Regions from separate parts of the Homo sapiens genome. Here region 2 is linked to region 1. A link is a contact called in ENCODE Hi-C or POLR2A ChIA-PET data. All regions are on one chromosome and are shown on one strand. Each heading gives the region's core, a stretch centred on a gene start or an enhancer-like site at or near the end of the contact. The rest is flanking DNA. Distances are from core to core; before and after follow the strand shown.

Evidence for each region. A loop is a pair of places that touch in the nucleus more often than their neighbours do. ChIA-PET counts read pairs that join two places held with the same protein, here RNA polymerase II (POLR2A). Pooled maps may share reads with other maps.
Region 2: a map of heart right ventricle shows a loop between it and region 1 (2.4-fold over the local background). The contact joins two enhancer-like sites. A Hi-C loop is called at or near these places in 3 of 168 maps with a recorded cell type or tissue (cardiac septum, heart left ventricle and heart right ventricle) and 5 of 50 pooled maps. POLR2A ChIA-PET finds 5 or more read pairs at or near these places in 5 of 52 experiments (AG04449, HEK293, OCI-LY7 and 2 more).

Annotation. Positions count from the first base shown.
Region 1 is chr3:14,438,070-14,443,507 of GRCh38, reverse strand. The region is part of intron 2 of SLC6A6 (solute carrier family 6 member 6); the gene reads right to left. Among named protein-coding and RNA genes, the nearest start is that of SLC6A6, 38 kb to the right of the region's middle. RefSeq lists an enhancer at 3,611-4,111. Within about 2 kb of position 3,172, at least 16 of the 41 ENCODE cell types and tissues checked have a DNase peak (open chromatin) inside an H3K27ac peak, as active enhancers do; they include heart right ventricle, where a contact is called at or near this core.
Region 2 is chr3:14,479,435-14,484,872 of GRCh38, reverse strand. It overlaps SLC6A6 (solute carrier family 6 member 6), which reads right to left. Exons shown (of 15, transcript NM_003043.6): 14 at 3,032-3,202; 15 at 1-6. Among named protein-coding and RNA genes, the nearest start is that of GRIP2, 58 kb to the left of the region's middle. Within about 2 kb of position 2,391, at least 6 of the 41 ENCODE cell types and tissues checked have a DNase peak (open chromatin) inside an H3K27ac peak, as active enhancers do; they include heart right ventricle, where a contact is called at or near this core.

The DNA of each region.
Region 1 (5,438 bases), core at 1,923-4,422:
AGGGGCCTGGCATCCCTGTCTGTCCAATGCTTTGACAGCAACATCAGGAGTCATTCAGACCCCTTCATGGACCAGGGACCTCAAGATTCAGGCTGTGGACACTTGCAACCCACAGAATCGGCAGGTCCATTCCCCGGGCACCTGCTGAAGAGAAGCACCAGAGGCCCCCAGGTTTGTCGTCTGGGTGTCACACTTCAGCCTGCACCCCAGCCCTAGCATCGTCTTTCACAAAACACAACACACCCAGGCAGTTCTAGGCATCTGCCAAATAACAGCCTGCAAGCAGTTTCTAGAAATTAACAGATACTATTTTCTAAATTTGGATTTGTATTTAAAAAAATGGAGGCTCCTCTTTTGCAAATGCCTTAATACAGTGCCCAGCCCACAGGGATGACCATTTATAACTGTAAGTTAAAAAAACAGATAGACGGAAACGAACGAGGAATGGGGTTTCAGGCTGGAATGGAAACAATATTTGAGATGGGTTGCCATCCAAGTATAGAGAATGGATGTTTATGAAATAGATGTGCAATTTATTAACCAGTCACATCTCTAGCAGAAAAAAATAAGGGATTTGCACTGGTGAGGATTATGCAAGTGTGCTTGTTCATCCCCATTTGTCCACCCTTCTCTAACCATCCTCTGGCTTGCTGTGATTCCAGGGGCTGACCCTGTAGATCCTATAAGCCAGGTTCCCTTGCCCTCCGGCTCCCTGTTGGGTTTGGCCAACGGGAGGCCCCAGAGAAGGTCAAATCTCTAAGCCCCCGGAGCTGTTCATGGTTACCCTCAGCCCACTTATGCTTGGCTCCCAGTCTAGAGGGAGGTCTGCCACCAGCCAGGCCAGAGCCTCTTCTTTCTGTACTTCCTAAGGTCCCCAAGTGCTCACTCACCCTGTCAGCTCGACCCTGAGGGCCACAGTCACACCCAGTGTGGCCGTCTGTGCAGAAGGTGGATACCCCTGGCTCTCTGAGAACTGACAAGGGTTACCAAGAGCATCCTGATTTCTAGCCCACAGCGTGAGGAAACAGCTCAAGGCTGGGTCCCCTGCCTTCAAGGGCTGACCCACAACATAACAGAGGGACACAGAAAACGGATGAGCTGGGAAAACCAGAGCTACTAGGCCTACTCGCCCCTCTCTGAGCATCAGTTTCCCCATCTGCAGAATAAAAAGGATGACAGCAGAAGTGGCTGACTCAGAGCCAAGCAGTCTGGGACACAACTTGTTTGTCTTCATGATCAAACTGGTGGCCAACACTGAAATAATCAGATTTCAGAGAAAAGTCAAGAATTCTGAGTTCTCTTGAAAAATTGGAAGGTTGGACCACAGTGAGCTCATACTCCTCATGGCGATTGCTGACTGGAGCAGATGTGACCACCTTGTCACGTGACCCTTGTCACACGACCACACCCTGGCCAGCTCACCACCCAGCTCAGGACACACTCGCTTGGCTGGCTCCAGTGGGCATCTGAGTTTGTCTTCTCATCAGAGAACCAAACACTACCTGAAAGTATCTTGTTCAATTCCTCGCTTCCCTGTCGTCTATCTCCTCAACTAGAATAGAGGCTCCTGGGGACAAGGACCACACCTGCCTTGCTCACAACTGTGTCCCAGAGCCAGGCGCCATGCCTGGCACACAGTAGGGTGTCAGGCAAGAGCTGCTGGGTTAGGTGGATCCCAGAGTGGCATCCACAGGCAGCTGGTGACAACTGCAAACCCTGGCTTTGCCAATCCTGTGACCAGGCGAGTCACTTGGCCTCAGGGCCTTGCAGGCAGGGTGAGGCAGTAGCTGCCTGAGGACTTGGGGTGTGGAGAGGGGATGTGCTGGCTTGGCCCCAGCTGCTGGGCCCACAGGGGCTGTGCTCGAGGAACAGAGGCACAAAAGCACAACAAAACCCCCGTTTCCCCCACACCTCCTTCCTCTCCCTGGCTCGGGGTGGGGGACCCCAATTGTTTCACTATCTGGCGGCCAGCAGACCAAGAAAGGCTTCCTGAAGCCTCTGGGCAGCTCATGGAGCCCTTCCTCTGTCTGCCAGAGCATCCGCGCCGCCTTTCTCTGCCCTGCTCCCTCGGGGCCGGGCGCGGGATTCGACAGGCCAATGGCTACTGTAAAAATAGTCCTAGCAGCCAGCATTGTTCCAGCATTGACTTGCACAGCCCCCCGATGGTTATCAGGGCAGCCCATTGTGGGCTGGCTCGGTGGGCGCATAATTGGAGGATGTGAGACTCAACTCCCTCCGAGTGAAGGTGTTTCTCAGGAAATGACCCTGGAGCCTCCTCACCCAGAAGCTCATGACCTCATTGGCAGCTGGGATGGGCCAAGTCCATCCCCGCTAGGAGCTGGGGTCTGCTTCACTGCGGCTACCCTGAGAGTCCCGGCTCTGCCCTCTGGGCACACAGACCCACTTGCCACACTAATATTCGAGAACCCTCTAGAAACATGGAGGAGGAGCAACTGGGGTTCCCCAAGTCCCTTTGCTCTAGGCTCTGATTTCCTACAAAATGAAGCCTCCACCCCCTTCCACACTCAGGACCCCATCGTCCCACCACCTGGGGCTGAGCCAGGATGGGGGTGGGGGTTTTCAACAGGGCAGAGTGGGGACCTGTCACGTGCCTGGCATGGTGGGGGTCTCCCAACTCCTCATTTCTAAGGTGCACCCACCTCTCCACCTGTGGGGGCTGCAGTCACAGGTCCACCTGCCTTGAAGAACACACAGCCAGCAGCCCTGCCCCTGAAGAAGCCCATTCCAGCAAGACCCGCCTGTACATTCCTGGCATCCACCCACAGCTCTCTATCGCCATGGCAACCACGAGCTACAGGCCCCTCAGCCCTTGCACTGGCATCTGTGGCAGCCTCCTCACAGGTCTCCCTGCTGCTACTCTGCCCGCCCCTGATCTATTCTCAATGCAGCAGCTGAAGGCAGATTAAAAAGCAGAATCAGGTCCTCATGCCCCCGCCCAACCCTTTGCTCACCCCTAGAAGAAAACACAGGCTCCTCACCATTGCCCACCAGGTCCCAGCACATGCCCCTGCCGACCCTCTGGCCCCATCTTCCCTCTCCCCTTCTCCTTGGGACACGGGCCACACAGAACTGCTTTAGTCCCTCCTACTGCTCAGGCTCAGTCCCCTCTGAACCTTCCCCACTGGCTGTTGGAGCCGCAGTATAAAAAGCCCCCTGGCTCCCTGCCAGCTGCCCCAGGCACCCTGGCCCCTACAGGGACCAGAATATAAGCCTCAACCCAGAAGCTGAAAGTCACTTCCCCAAACAGGTGACCTAAGGCAAGTCACTCAACCCCACTAGTCTTCAGTGTCCTCATCTGTAAAATGGGGTAACTGTACCTTCCCTGTGGGAGTGTTGTGAGGGTTAAATGAGGGGGGGTGCACAGGAGGTGCTTAGAACAAGATGTGGCACACACTCCATGCACAGCAACTACATTATGACTTGAGACTATCTCCTCTTACTACCGCTATCACTACTATCCAGTCCACCCCTGGCCTTGGGGTATATAAAGCCTTCATCCTCCCCAGGGTGAGATCAATAAGGCCCAGAGATGACAAGAGACGCCCTGAGGTCACTCCGCTGGGAGTAACAGTGACCGTGATGTATCCAAACCCTTAGGAGCTTAGCCTCCACTGTCCCTCTGCGGCTCAGTCTGACCTCAGAGGACACCCTCCAGGGAGTCCCCGGAGTATCTCTGTGCACCTCTGCAAACTTGCAATTAGGCCAGTCACCCCAGCTTCCTCACACACACACAAGTGGTCACCCCGCTGCGCAGTGAGTACTCAGGAGCGAGTCCTCCTCCACAGGCGTCCCTGCACCCGCCGACAAGGGCTGTTTTCCTTGGCACTGGGCCCAGGGTTATTTTGCAGCAGCCGAGATACATAATTCCCCATTTTAAGAGCTTCCTCTTTGGTTATTACAGCTACAAGTGATTAGAATTGACTGATACAGAGGCTATGGGATGAAGCCTCTCCCTGTGCCCAGCTAAACATTCTCCTTGTCTCTGTGTTCCAGAGGTGACAGCCAGAGCCAGCTGTGCCTGAAACCAACTGCAGATCACCTGGTCAGATTTGACACACACGCAGGCAGGTGCAGCCCCGTGCCAGCGATGCCATGGCTTGCCACAATATCCCTTTGCTGTCTCCCTGTTTAATATTAAGATTTGTGAGGACTTATTCTGGGGGCTGAGCTGTTTATGAACACAGTTTCCTATTCTCCAACACTCCTATTGTGGAAGAGACTTTGGTAGTTTATAGATAAAGGAAGCTGAGGCTCACGCAGGGAAGCGAGCAGCCTGGCTGAGGCTACACACACGGGTGGAAAGGAGAGAGAGGCTCAAGGCCAGAGTTCCCACCTGGCCACCTGGGCCTCCGGCACCGAGCAAAGCTTAGAAAGAGGTCTCTGCACTGCTTGCAAATGGGGACCCCTATATCTTGCTCTGCATCCCTCCCGGTGCCCTGAGCACCAGCCAGCTGGGCTTTGAGTTGAGTTGCAGATGCTGCCTCCCCCAGCATCTACCACCTCAGTCCAAGGCTCTGGGGAAAGTCAAGCCCTTGCCTCTATTTTTCCTGGGCAACCTTCCCAGAGGCTCGAGAGTTCTCTGCACCTGCCCTGCCGTCCTGCAGACCCTGCACTTCTCAATTTAACAACCAGTGTCCTACATGTCTCTTTCTGGTGGAGAACAATGATTTAAATCTCATATTGTCAATGGCATAACCACTCAGGAGCTTCTGCCATGCTTTTAGGAAGAGGCCAGGTCCTTGTCTGTTTCCTATTTTGCCTGCTTCTCCCATCCCAAACTGCCTAGCACATACCTGGCCTTTAAGAAGGATCTCTGGGCCAGGTTTCTCAGCAAACCTCTTGGTTAAGCAAACTGATCAGCGGGTTGGGCAAGCAGCTCCTAGAGTCCCAGAACAGGGGCAAGAAGAGACCTGGATGACATCCATTCTACAGGTGGGGAAAACTGAGGCCTAAACAACTCCCTGCCCACTAGGCTTGCTGTGGAATCAAGTGCCTGGCTGGACCCCTTGCCCCGCCCTTTCCACAGCAGGCATCTCTCTCCTTTCCTCACTTTTCTGCCCATTCCAGAGCCAGATTCTGGGCTGAGGCCATGACTAAGCTGTGTGACCCAGAGCAAGTAACAACCTCTCTGTGCCTCCGCTTCCTCACTGGTAAAAAATGAGGGTAAAAACAAGACCAGGGACTAAGCAGGATGCTGCCTAATGTTATTCAGCACACAGCCCAGCACATACCAATTGATCAATAAATAGTAGCTTTAAAAAAAAAAAACAGCCACATTGCAATTCTATTATACTTTGTGGCAACCATTCTACCCTGTGTTTGTTTTAAAAAAAGAAAAAGTGGGCCAGGCGTGGTGGCTCACGCCTGTAATTCCAGCACTTTGGGAGGCCGAGGTGGGCAGATCACTTGAGGTCAGG
Region 2 (5,438 bases), core at 1,142-3,641, 42 kb before region 1:
GACTCTCTGGAGAAGGATGACAGGAGTGAGGGGGGAAACGTCAGGCGGCCTGGTCTCCCCTTCGCCAGGGCCATCTGCCTCCTCCTGAATTGGCTCATGTGCTGTTTGGTTTTTGGTAAACTCACACCCTCTCTGATCTCCTGTTTTTGTCCTTTTTGGAAATAATGGAATTGAACTAAGGCGCTCCTAAGGTGCCACTAGGCCCTGACTCAAGGCGGAATTCCTGTTGGTGGTTTCCTTCCTTGGCCAAACCCCTGCTTACGTTCCTACAGGGATGGGGGACTCAACCTTCATGTGCTTTTTTTCTTCTATGGAACTAAAATATGCCTCCCTGTGATTCTCTCCCTCTGATTTCTCTGCCTTGCAAAGCAGCAGTTGAGTTCCTCTCATTTGTATGCCCTGAGTTGGACAACTGTCTTCAGCCTCCATGGCTCCCACCTTCCCCAAGGAGAAACTCCAAACTCCTCAGCCTCCCATAAGCTACACTTCCTGCCTTCTTGCAGAGACAGGTCTTCCCTAGTTTCCTGAAGGCATCCAGTCCTCCCAGCAGGGTTTACATCTTAAGGGCTTGGAGAACCTTGCTCGCATTTGAGCTGCCCTTCCAAGAGATAGGAGCTGCATGGGAATTCTAGATCACTCCTGAGCAGGGTGAGTTTTGTCCTCACAGTTGGTTGAGTGTCCCTCTCCAAGGATACCCAGAAAATCCATGTCAGAACTGGGACTCAACCAGACTCCCACTCCCCAGTCCACCTCTTGCCAACTGTCAACTCAGAGACTTGAATAGGCCAGCAGTTGAAAGACAAACAAACAAAACAACAAGCCCTCTTTCTAGGCATTTATATTCAACTTAGGTATGTTACAAATTTTTAAAAGCTGCTTATTAAAAGCTACAGTATTTCATTTAAAAACCCAGTTTTCGGTAATCCCAGCACTTTGGGAAGCAGGAGGATCGCTCAAGGTCAGGATTTAAAGGCAGTCTGGGCAACACAGTGAGACCCTAACTCTTAAAAAAAAAAATTAAAAATTAGCCAGGCATGGTGGTACGTGCCTGTAGTCCAAGTTACTCGGGAGGCTGAGGAAAGAAGATTGCTTGAGCCCAGGAATTTGAGGCTGTGATTGAGCCACTGCACTCCAGCCTGGGCAAAGGAGCAAGACCCTGTCTCTATTTTTTTTGTTTTTAAATCCAGTTTTCCATCTTTTCTTGAAAAGCTGCAAGATCTGGCAACTCCAGGCCCAGGTCCCCTCCTTGTAGCACCTTCTCCAGTTTGCTCCCAGCCCTACCCCCATGACTTCCCTCACCTGAGCCACCTGCCAGCTCTCCCTCCATCACTTTGCCTCTCCACATCCATACAATGGGCTGTGCCTGGGAGGGCGGAGGAGAGTCAAACCCCCAGGCAGCCACTTGGGGCTCTGCCTACACAGGAGGCTCAGGCAGAGCTGGAACCATCCTGGGACAGAGATCTGGGTTTGCCAGAACCTGGCTCAGAGAGAAGCTCATGGCTGGGAGGACACCTTGATGACTTGTGCAGGTGGGAGCCCCTGAGGGGCACATAAAGAAAGACAGACAGATGGTGGCTCAACTGCCTTCACAGGGGCCTTTGGTGAAGTCAGACTGGCACAGGAGGACGGGGTACCAGTGTGGGGTGAAGCCTGCCCTCACCCACTCCCCCACCTCTTTCCCCCATGCCAACCCCACTCCACCCAAACTTCTAAATGTGGGCTGGACCAATATTTTAAAATGAGGCTTTGAAGGACACCAAGTTAGTGACCTGTTGGGTGTCCCCCTGAACCAATGGTATGTAATTGCTTTGGGCACTCACCAATCAGAGCAGAGACCCCTAGACCAATCAGAACCTTTAGAGACCCCTTGCTGTGCCCTAATGAACCCTTTGGCTTCTGGACAGTAAGGACATTCTGGAAACTCTGGTTGGGTTGGCCTGGAGTATTGTGGGGTCACCTGGAGGGCTCGGGACAGTCACTGTTCCCTGCCTGTCCCCAGGCCCAGTATTTCAGTCTGTTAACAGCTCATAGGGCCATTTAGCGTTCTGGCTAAAGACTGGTTGGGGTGCTGCCCTCTGTCCTCTGAAAAAATAGAATGGGTCAAAAGCTCCAGGATAACCCCAGGGGCCCCCCCAGTTTCAAGGATTTCCTCCTGCCCTGCCAGCTTCCTCAGTCTCCCCTCCCTCCCCTGCCACCAGCACCACCTCCAGGCCATTCCCCTGCCCAGGAGGAAACAGGACCCAGCCCAGCAGGGAGCCAGGGCCCCAGGACATCCTGGCTCCAGATTTTTAAAAGAGAATAACAATAAAAACAGCCCAGAACAAAACAGTGCACTCTTGGAGCCAGCCCAAGCTCAAAAGGTTAAGGGAGATTCTGAGAAAAGAATTTCTTGGAAAGAGTAGGGCCTTTGCCAGGGCCTGGGATCTCCAGGGCTGTTGGAGGAATTTCTGAGAGGAGGCTGAAGGTAGGTGGGGCCAGGGGAGGCCCCAGCAGGCACAGAGGCAGAGGTCTGGCTGCCGCCACAGATCCGGAGAAGACCCCAGCATGGGCTGGGATGATCCTAAATTTGGCTCCTCAATAAAAGAAGGCATCTGGGTGGGGCTCAGGCTTCCTCCCTAGGCTCCTGGCTTTGTCCCACCGCTTCAGGAACATGGCCCCACTGGTCCCAGGATAAAGCCCCAGCTCTTAGCTTGGCATCCAAAGCTACAGTCACCTCTCCAGCCTCACTGCCCACCCCAACTCTGCCAACACCAGGAACACCTTCCCTCTCACATTCTCCATCTGGCAAGTTCCTCCTCACCCCACAGCCCGGCTTCCAATGTCTCCATAAAGCCTTCTCCCATGTGAACTCTACTTGCTTCCCGTCTTCCCACAATGCACTCTGCTGCCCATAAGCTGAACCACTGGATGGGTGAGGGAACTATGGCTCAGAGAGGGCAGGTGACTTGCCTGAGATCACGCAGCAAACTGACAACAATCACCTTTGGCCTCGCGCCTCCCACCTCCCCTGGCCCTGGGCCCAAGCACTTACCACAAGGAACGGCCCCTCAGTCTGGCAGAGGCGGATGACGATGACCAAGGGAACGCAGAGCATGGAGGAAAGGGCCAGGCTCCAGCCCAGCCCAATGGCCCAGTTGGGGTACACGTATGTTTTGTTGTAGGTCAGGGGTACGTACTTGACGAGCGAGAAGATGAAACATCCCTGCGGAGAGATGGGGGCAGTCAGGAGAGGGGTCCTGGGCATCGGGGGGTGGGGGGCTTCTGGGACTAGGACTGGCCTCAACCTGAGGGAAGGGTCTCTCTCCTTGGGAAAGGACTGGCTCAGAACTCACACCCCTCTCTGCTGCCATAAGGATCCCCCCCGCCCCGGTAAAAACACAGTAAGTCGTTTCCCTGCTCAAAACCCTTCTGTGGCTCCCAGTGCCAGCAGATGCAGCCCAAACTCCTCGGTGCAGCCGGGAGTGTCAGCAGAAGCTGTACCCCTTCCTCCCTCATCTGCCTCAACTCTCCCTCCGTGTCCACACTCCAGCCACCCTGAAGAATTCCTTCTAGCTCCTCTGTCACTGAACTCTGGGTCTTGGCATGGGCTGTTTCCTCTGCCTGGCCCTCTTTCCCCCACATCTTCTCATCCTAACTTGGCTCCACTGGGTCTGCCTTACTTGCCCAGGCACCACCCATACCTCTCCTTCCAGAAAGCGAGTGGTTGTAACCATCTCTTGGGCACACGTGTTCTGCCAGACTGTGAGTCTGAGAGTAGGAATGTGTGTGTCTTGTCCTAGTTCTTTAACACCCAGTGCAGCTCCAGGTACATACAACAAGTGCACCATAAGTGCTAGCAGCGTAGATGAAAGCCTTTCTTCCCCCACTGCCACCCTCCATGTCTATCTCTGAGCCACCAGCAGCAGGGGCCTGGGCACCTGAGCCTTGCCCTGTTCGGTGTCCACAGCCCAGCCCTGGGTCCATGCTAATGGCTAGTGGCCATCAGCATGCATGAATGGTGGGGTGGGGTCAGCCCTGTGCCTCTAAAGGGAGCAAAGCCCACCTTTCCCTGTGAGAAGAGCACCTAAGGCTGGCTCGGGGCTCCCGGGGCTTCTGCTTCTAGTCAGAATGACAGCATCTCTGAGGAGGGCCCAGGGTGGCCTCTGATTGTTCCATAATGTGAAAATGGCCTAACTCTTCAACACCTAGTAACTGGGATTTGACAGGAAGATGCATCTTTCTAAAGCAGAGTCGGTGATGGGCAAGGGAGAGCACTAGCCTGCAGGCATCTTTTACTGGGCACCAACTGCACGTCTGGCCCTGCTGTTGTTCCCGTCCCTACGTGTAGGGCTGTGGCTCAGATGAGTGAGTCCCAAGAGATGCTGCCCTGGGCCCTCCCAAGCAGGAGGAGCTTGAGCCAGTGCCTGCCTGTTTCCCATTCCTCTCCATGAGGGTGACCTCATCTCACCACCTGGGAATGCAGCCTATCTCTGACGTATCCAGCTCCTCAGGGAGAGAGATAAGGAAACTGAGGGTCAGAGTGCTGAGAAGAGCTGCCCACAAGCAAACATTAAACCAGGATGAGAACACAGGTGGGCCAACTAAACTCATCTCCAAAGATAAACTCACCAATTGTTGTGGTTACTGGCTCTTACCATTACTTATTTTTGTGGGAGAAAGTCTGCACTTCAGAGGAAAAGGCTTCATATGCATATTAAATAACAGTAACAGTCTAAGGTCGTCAGCTGCCACCGGGGTCCTCCTTCACAGTCTCCTGGTTTTACAAGTGGGGAAACTGAGGCTCACAGAGGGAAGTGACTTGCTTGAGGTCATATCATGAGTTAACAGCAACATTGACTTAGTCTGGCCTGATAGCAGGTCACGGAGGGGAGGGCCTATTTGTCCTCAGCACCTGTCTCCTAAATCCAAGGAATATTGGGCCATTTGTGCTCCCCATAGTGGAGCCGTGAATGGCAGGATGGATGTGGTCTCCCTGGCAATAAGCTCCAATGATCACAAGTGATTGCAAACCCTGACGGCTTTGCCATGGAGGAATTCCACTCACTGGCACCCTGGAGTGCGACCATGAAGCAGACTGCATGGGCAGGTGCCAAGGCCAACTCCAACATGGTGGGCGAGAGCATCCTCGTGGGAAGAACAACGTGGCACACTGATACCCTTGGGCCTGGGTGAGTCCAAAGCTTCCCTATCCTTGGGAGAACCCAGGACTTCCCCTCTCTAAGCTACTACCCCCACCTCTCCATGGAAACACCCCATTTCCAATGTCTATGACCTCTCTACTAGATATCCCAAAGGCCCCTCTACTTCCCCAGTGACCCAAACAGAGCTCATGCGCTCTGGAAGGTTTGGGGAAAGAATGTGCTTTCAATTCTGGATCCCCTGGATTTCTCAACATGCTCCAGATACACCCTCTTCTTTTAGGATGCCTTGGCCCCGCA